Regions from separate parts of the Homo sapiens genome. Here all the other regions are linked to region 3. Evidence: chromatin loops called from intact Hi-C (ENCODE). Cell type or tissue: CD14-positive monocyte. All regions are shown on one strand. Region 1 overlaps PAK5 (p21 (RAC1) activated kinase 5). Region 2 overlaps PLCB4 (phospholipase C beta 4). Region 3 overlaps LAMP5 (lysosomal associated membrane protein family member 5).

Region 1 (2,500 bases), 86 kb before region 3:
GGCTGGAAGTCTAGGATCAAGGTGCTAGCAGGTTTTGCGTCTGGTGAGGGCACAGTCTGCTTCCGAGATGTCCATTTGAATGAGCACTGAAGGACAAAAAGGCCAAAAGGGGCAAAGGCCATGTCCTCTCGTGGCAGAAGAGATGGAGGGGAAATGGGCCCACCTAGCTCCCTTAACCTTTTATAAGGGCACTAATCTCATTCATGACATAGCCACCTCCTGACAGCCCCACCTCACACTGGGATTTCACTCCCAACCTGTGAAATGTGGAGGGACACATACATTCAAATGACAGCAATAAATTACGGGCACAGACCATTAGAAACAAAGCACACAGATGCCGAGGGAGGGACACGCCAGAACAGTTAAAGAAATCCAAGCGCATCTATGTAGCCTGTCAACAGAGTCTGCTACAAAGACCAAAAAGGAAATGCCTTAGGATCTTTTGCACATGCCGACATCTTATATTTGCCTATTTGTTAATTCAAGCATCAGGTACATCCCTTGTTTGCTATTTGGCTAAATATATTAATATATATGATCTTAAGTAATAATGCTGCAAGCACACTGCACCATGCAGAATCGGTCTACAGTCATGGGATGGAACCACATCAAAACCCCATGCCCAGCAGTTTTGTTTTAGAATTCCAGAGAAACACAACAGAGATAGCTGCCAGTACAGGCTTACTGTGCAAGGCCACATTCAAGCTCTACCTAGGGGCAGCATGCAAGGGAAGTGTTTAGTAATGATTATCTGGAGGATGCAAGCTAATTCTTCCATTTCTTTGATGCCTTCCATAGTGGCTATACCAATTCTGAAGACATTCAATATAAAAATAACTGTGAAGTTTATTAGCCAATTATATACATTCGGCTTTGCGTATGGCGGTGTGATTTCAGCTCTCACCAAGATACTTTCAGGAAGATGACTTTAAGACCTTGCGGTTGCTTTTATCTATCTTCACACCAGGGGGCAGGCTTGAGTCGTTTTTAATTCCTTTGTGTGTTGTTCTTAGAAAACAAAGGCTGTGTCTTATTTAAAACAAAACAAAACAAAAGCTACTACACTTGGTTACCTCAAAGGAAAAGTACCATTTGGCACTTACTTCTACCGTCACAGGCTGATTACAGACCTTCCATAGAATGGATTTAGAGTGTTACATATCCATCTGTCCTGTCTGGATTTCTTTCCACTCCATTTGGAACCATTTTTGAGGATCCATTTGAATTTTAAACAGGAAGACATAATGTCTATGCTAAAGTTCCACCGACTAATATACAGGCCAAAGTTTCCAAATTCCTAAAATTGAAAATTTGTCAAAATTTATAGTCATTTTTAATGTTTTGTGTTGCTGGTGTAAAATCTTCCAGGATAGTATGGCCAGTGCCCAAATGCAAAAACACCCTCATGTTCCTGCCTCTGATGGCTTTGACCACTGGTGGCTGAGGGTTGGCAGCAGAACTCCAGGACTGTGCCTTTGGTGGACTCATTTGCTCCATGTGACCCCCACCATAAACGCAGGCCTTGCAGAAGGAAAGGAAGAGTTTGCATCTCGGCCTGCTCTGTCCCCTTGAGTGTCTTTGCCTGGAAATTGTCAGTGTTTTCACACTTATGTTTTGCCCTCGACCTGGATATGTGGGCACCTATGCGAGGTTAAACTGTGATACTTTGATTTTCATCAATCTGGAAAGTGGTGGCACTAGCTCAGTTGCTTAGGGCAGGACAAACGGGGTTGCAACTGCAGGTGATGTCTTCATTTGACTCATTCTCTTGGCTGTGACTCTACCTGAAAGCCAACTCATCAGCTTGCAAATTACAGCCACTGAACTGGGCCTGGGGAGGCAAAGGCAAGTCTGTCTTCATTACTAGAGAGGCTGTGTAAAGTGCTTTCCCCTTCCCACCCAGCATCATGTGGTTGCCAATGCCTTGTTACACAAAGCCCAGGTGTCTGACTGCAAAGAGAAGCGGTTCTCTCATCCTGAGCCCTTCCACCAGGGGGTTGAATTCATATGTTCCCGACAATAAGTACAACTTGGTGAAGAGGCATCACTAATTCACGAAATCTGCAGATACGTTGCTTTATTCTTCATCATGTTGAAGATCCTTCATTTCTAAGGTTTTCCTTTTCTCTTCTTTTATTCTTGTTGCCATCACCAGCTGCATCAGATAGATGAAGGAGCAGCAGCTGGACAGTTTAATTTATTAGGGCTGTCAGGGCCAATCTACTGCTGATAATAGAACACAGTAGAAGTGGATCTGTCTAGTAAAGCACATTTAATCTAAATGATTCAAATAGTGTTTCAGCAGCTTCCTATAAATTAATTCATTTTAGAATCCCCCTATTAACTTGCTTTTAATTTCAGAATATGTGCACATTGCACACACATTTTTCTCTTAAAAATACCCTGTCTGCTCATGCAGAGAAGATATTTGATATTTAAAATATTTTTCCTCTGATTTTGAAAACAAGATTGAAAGTCAAATTAAAAGACATCACTT
Region 2 (2,500 bases), 49 kb after region 3:
GAGAACCTGGCCTTTAAGCAAAACCTTTTACCTCTCTTTATTAAATGATAGGATTGATGATAAAAATCAATTTTTGAGACTCGAGTGTGTGACAGTAATGGAGTCGTTAATGTTTGAAATGGTACATGTCAAGACAGATGAGATATACTGTGTAGCTGGGAAGTCTATGAAAAAACTCAAGTAGGAAAAACATCCCCAACCTTCAGAGTGTTAAGTGAATAGTTGGCTGACCAAGTAGGCAAGGACATAAAGTGGCTTACAAATAACCTAGAAGGTGAGGATCCAGAATCAGGACCAAAACATACTGACGCCTGGTTTGTTTCTGCCAGTGCCCCCAACACTGGTTTAGCTAATGGACTGAATCCATTCCAGGCCTTGCTTTGGAAGGGGAGATTTGGGACACCGATTAGGAGTAGGGTCACAGGAGAACAGAAAGAAACCTTTGAGGGAAATACTATGGGAGAATGTTTACATTTATCTCTGGCTTAGAAAAAATGTCTTGGGATTTAACAATTATTTAGAAGATTGTTGTAGAAGTTTGCATTGTCTGGAGACAAAGAACTGTTCTTGCTGATGAAATGTTTACCTGGTTATGAAGGCAGTTATACTATATAGTTCCAGACCTTGCCTTTTTATGAGGAAAGAAATGAAGTCACTGTATCTTTTGCACTGTGCCCATGACAGTGTTGTACCATACAGAGTAACTGTGAATTGAGAGCTTTCTCACCCTTAAATGCCAAAAAATGTATACTAGAAAGATCTGGGATTGAATTTGCAATTGAACAGGCCATATTTCTAAAGCAAAGCTTAACACAGAAACTCAAGTCCAAATTCTTTGCTTGCCAGAAGCATCAGTATGATATCTTGAATGTCTTTTCCTTGAATCTCATTAAATCTTTATCAGGTCTCAAGCCTTTTCATGTTCTATGCTTTCCCAAGCTTTTGTGACTCAAAGTGTCAGTTGTGGGTGGTAGACCTTAAAAGACATATTTGAATTTCTGCAACAAAAAGCCAGCACCCTCCCAATACAATCTAATCAATACAGCTATCACTAATCTAGCAGTTTAATGCAAGAACTCTGGTGTGGCTTGAATTAGCCATGTGTTAGGATAAAAGCTCAAACTGATTTTTAAAAATTATGTACTTCGGCTCCAAAGCTAGCGACACAAGATGACTGTTTTCTCTAGCTCTGGCATACACCACTATTGTAGTGATGAGTAATTCTGAGCACATTTACATTCTTTAGTCAAACTTGTTGCTAAGCAACACAATTAATTTCCAAGTAGTTTCTTAATTTAGTTAACTAACACATAACTGTGCCTTACCTTTCACTGTGCCCTTCCTCTAGGGAGAATTTTTAAAAACCTTCTCCAAGGCATCCTTATCCCTACCCATTGTTGAATCACTGAAGTGGCTTCTAAAGCTTTGGAGATGGTGACTTTATCCTTACTCATATTCCCATATTTCCCCCAGGAGCACTTTCTGAGAAGTGCTTTAAGAGCAAAAACATAAGCTAGGTAACTTGTACCAGAATGTGATGTGTTTATGAGTTGGTCAAATGAATTGTACCTGTGGGACAATAACCATGTATTGTCCCCTTGGAGTGGACTTGCTTATGAATAGAAGCACTTAGCTGAAAAGGAAATGGGAAACATAACTAGGAAGTATGTTGATGAATAAAATTTCTGTCCACCAAAAAGTAAAGAATCTGAAACTAGAAGTCAGATTTATCTGTTACCCAATTGCCATACAAAAAAGATTTTATTTTATTTTATTTTATTTTATTTTTACTTTCTCAAAGGTACTTTTTAGTATAATTCCTACTTAAGTATTCTTCAAGGGGAGTCATTTACTCTGGAAAAAAGTATTCCTTAAATAGGATTGTTTTATAGATGGGAGAAAACAGGAAGGAATAATGTGGCACAAGTACATATTTCATCAAAACCTCTCCGTTTCTAAATTGAATTACCTAGGAATAATAACTTCTATACCAACTACACCTAAAGAATAACATTTGAACTGAGAGAGTCTGAAATGTAAATGATAACTGAGGGTCTTGTTGCCATAGGAACTAGAGGGATTTCCATTAATTAAAGGTTACTGTAGAAGGCTGATGGGCTGTAGCCCATTTGGAAAGGTGCCCACCTGTACTATGCACCAGATAAAAATACATTTACCTTGGTGCTGGTATATGCCCATTGGCCTAACTAAACAGTTGGTGTTTGGGTAACTCCTTTTTTTTTTTTTTTGAGATGGAGTCACTCTGTCGCTCAGGCTGGAGTGCAGTGGTGCGATCTCGGCTCACTGCAACCTCCGCCTCTTGGGTTCAAGTGATTTTCCTGCTTCAGCCAACTGAGTAGCTGGGACTACAGGTGCATGCCACCAGGCCCGGCTAATTTTTGTATTTTTAGTAGAGACGGGGCTTCACCATGTTGGCCAGGATGGTCTCGATCTCCTGACCTCCTGATCCACCCTCCTCGGCCTCTCAAAGTGCTGGGAT
Region 3 (2,500 bases):
AAGTCTTCTGTGTACTTCTTTTAAATATGGGAGTCTTTGGAGCTCAAGTACCAAAAGTATTATTTCTAAATTGATAATAAAAAAGAATGTCTCACATCCCATTCTTTAAGAAAATTAGAGAAAAGATGATATAGTATGGTAAAGAAAGAGAAAGACAATATGCTTAGAATGCTATCATGATTTATTTCTCAGACGATTATCTTTTGTTGCTTTAGGAAAAAAAAATAGAATTAATCACACCACAGGAAAGGGCAATATAAAGAGGATATCAACTATGAAGATGTCAAAAAGTATCATAGCTACTACCAAATCCTGCACTTACCAACCCCTAATCAGTAAGTGGTCAAATAAAAAGGAATTCCTGAGCCCACTCTCTCATCCACTGTTTCAAAATCCACAAAGCTCTGAAAACCAAAAGTACTTTGTAATCACTTGTTTGGCAGCAAAACCTGACTTTGTCTAATGTGAGGCTGCTTGTAGTTTTCAGTCATCCTACTTAGTATGACGTTTCACATGTTTCACCGCAGGAAACAGATATATTAATATGTTTGATTGCATGGGGCTGCCCTGACTCTTCCATGGTCTTATGTAATATATAAATTGTGCACTGTATAGTCTTCCTAAAGTCTAAAATATTCTGAATTCTGAAAACCATCTAGCACCAAGGTTTTTTTTGTTTGTTTTTTTTTTTTTTTTTTTTTAGTTCGATCTGGGTTTTAGATGAGGGATTATGAACCCATAAAAGCAGGGCACGCTTTTCTCTTTCAGGCTTAAGACAGTGCTTTTAATCTCTGCCTATGACCCACGGGAAAAAAAAAAAAACAATATTTTACATGGCAGCTTAGAGCATATGTACATGCAGAGAACTAAAGCAGAAGTTTGACAAACAATAGTTATCCTTGCTTTATGCATCTAATAATTTATGCTCTATTCTATTCTGTTTCATTTAAAACAATGCTGCTCATGACCTACTAAGAAAAGGTTGTAATCTTTTTTGTGCAAGTATAATAAAACTAAGGACCCCTTCTCGGAATAATGTTTATGAATGAATAAAAAATAAAATACATACAATTACAAGGGAAAGTGAAATTCAGCCATCAAATATTTTTAAAAGAATTTCAGATACAGCAATATATGTATTTCCTTATTGGAACACATATATGTTGGCCATGATTATAAAGCAGTGAGAAGCATAAATGTTACTTTGCAAGATCTGCACAAACTAAAGTGAGATGAAAATACCTATGATTTCTATTGGTGACAGTCACGGGTACTGCTAATATTACTGTGGTCTGTCACCTTCATTTATAAACAAAGAAAATGCTAAATATTAATCAGAAGTTAGTGAAAATAAAGATATAAATTTTTTCCTCTGAATTCTATCTATAAACTATATATACCCCAGGGTAAAAATCTTGTATTGTAAACTGATTATGCAACCCACAGATTACAAAACAAGGAAGGCCTCTGACTTCCGCCAGGGAGAAGAGCATCTGTTGGCTTAGCCCGGACTACATCTGGCTTCAGACCTCCCTGAACCCCTGACTCCCTATCCACCTCCACAGGACTTAGGATCCCTCATGCCTTTGCTCTTGGTGGACTCAGGGCTCTAGAGTACACACAACAGGGTAAGTGGCTTGTGGCTGGAAGAGACAAAAACCAGCCTCATCATTGGAAAGAACCAGATGAAGACAAAACAAACAATAAATGCATAATCTGTTGCCAGCTGCCAGTTGCCAACAAAAGTCTCCTCAACTCTTAACCCAAGTGTACCCACTAAAATCATAATTTATCTTAGGTGCTGGTTGCTAGATATGTGTTTTATTTCATGACAGCATTTAAAAATTATATTGACTCCCTGAGATAAACTACAAGAGCGCTTCATTGCACCCCCAATGAATGGCATTGGGATAGGCAATGGGAAGCAGAGGCAAGCTCTCTGCTTCCTCAGGCTCTCCTAGCACCATGGACTGAAACTGTTTGAAGAGGTGGGCAAGCTTTCTGCTGGCTGTGCTTCTCCTGTTGTTTGGCAGGGCAAGATAGAGAAAGGGTTTGACGCTCTTTCCATATGTTCCCTGTGCTGGCCCTGGACTCCTATAACATCAGCAAAATATATTTTGTATACTGAGAAGCTGTTAAGATGAGTGGGCTTTGGAGACCTTTGACTGCAGACAAGCTGATACCCTCATCAAGATGTAAGCATTTGCTAGGCACAGTGGCATCACCACCCAGCTACTTGGGAGGCTGAAGTGGGAAGATTGCTTATGCCCAGGAGTTCAAGGCCAGCCTTGACTCCCATCTCAAAAAAAAAAAAAAAAAAAAAAGATTTAAGTATTAGAGAAGAAAAAAATTATAAGTGCAAGTATTGTTTGATGCCACTGTATGCCAGGAACATGACATGCATTGTATACACCCTATCCCACTAGACTGAAAGTTTCAGTGTGGCAGAAAATGTTCTTATATCCCAGTACCTAGGTGTAGTGGACACAGACACTGTCCA

Evidence for each region. Peaks named below come from ENCODE experiments on the same cell type or tissue, not always from the same donor. Only the 100,000 strongest peaks of a DNase experiment are listed, where the experiment ranks them.
Region 1: it touches region 3 in a loop (2.0-fold over the local background); 4 of 110 quality-filtered maps call a loop at or near these places.
Region 2: it touches region 3 in a loop (2.1-fold over the local background); 2 of 110 quality-filtered maps call a loop at or near these places.

What each region holds. Positions count from the first base shown.
Region 1 is chr20:9,608,546-9,611,045 of GRCh38, reverse strand. The region is part of intron 3 of PAK5 (p21 (RAC1) activated kinase 5); the gene reads left to right. Among named protein-coding and RNA genes, the nearest start is that of LAMP5-AS1, 95 kb to the right of the region's middle. In CD14-positive monocyte, CTCF peaks have their summits at 783 and 982 (motif pointing right); a DNase peak (open chromatin) is centred at 965; H3K27me3 peaks cover 500 bases.
Region 2 is chr20:9,473,964-9,476,463 of GRCh38, reverse strand. All of the region lies in intron 38 of PLCB4 (phospholipase C beta 4), which reads right to left. Among named protein-coding and RNA genes, the nearest start is that of LAMP5, 39 kb to the left of the region's middle. In CD14-positive monocyte, no CTCF peak of the experiment used is centred here; no DNase peak of the experiment used is centred here.
Region 3 is chr20:9,522,797-9,525,296 of GRCh38, reverse strand. The region is part of intron 5 of LAMP5 (lysosomal associated membrane protein family member 5); the gene reads right to left. Among named protein-coding and RNA genes, the nearest start is that of LAMP5-AS1, 9.0 kb to the right of the region's middle. In CD14-positive monocyte, no CTCF peak of the experiment used is centred here; a DNase peak (open chromatin) is centred at 1,476.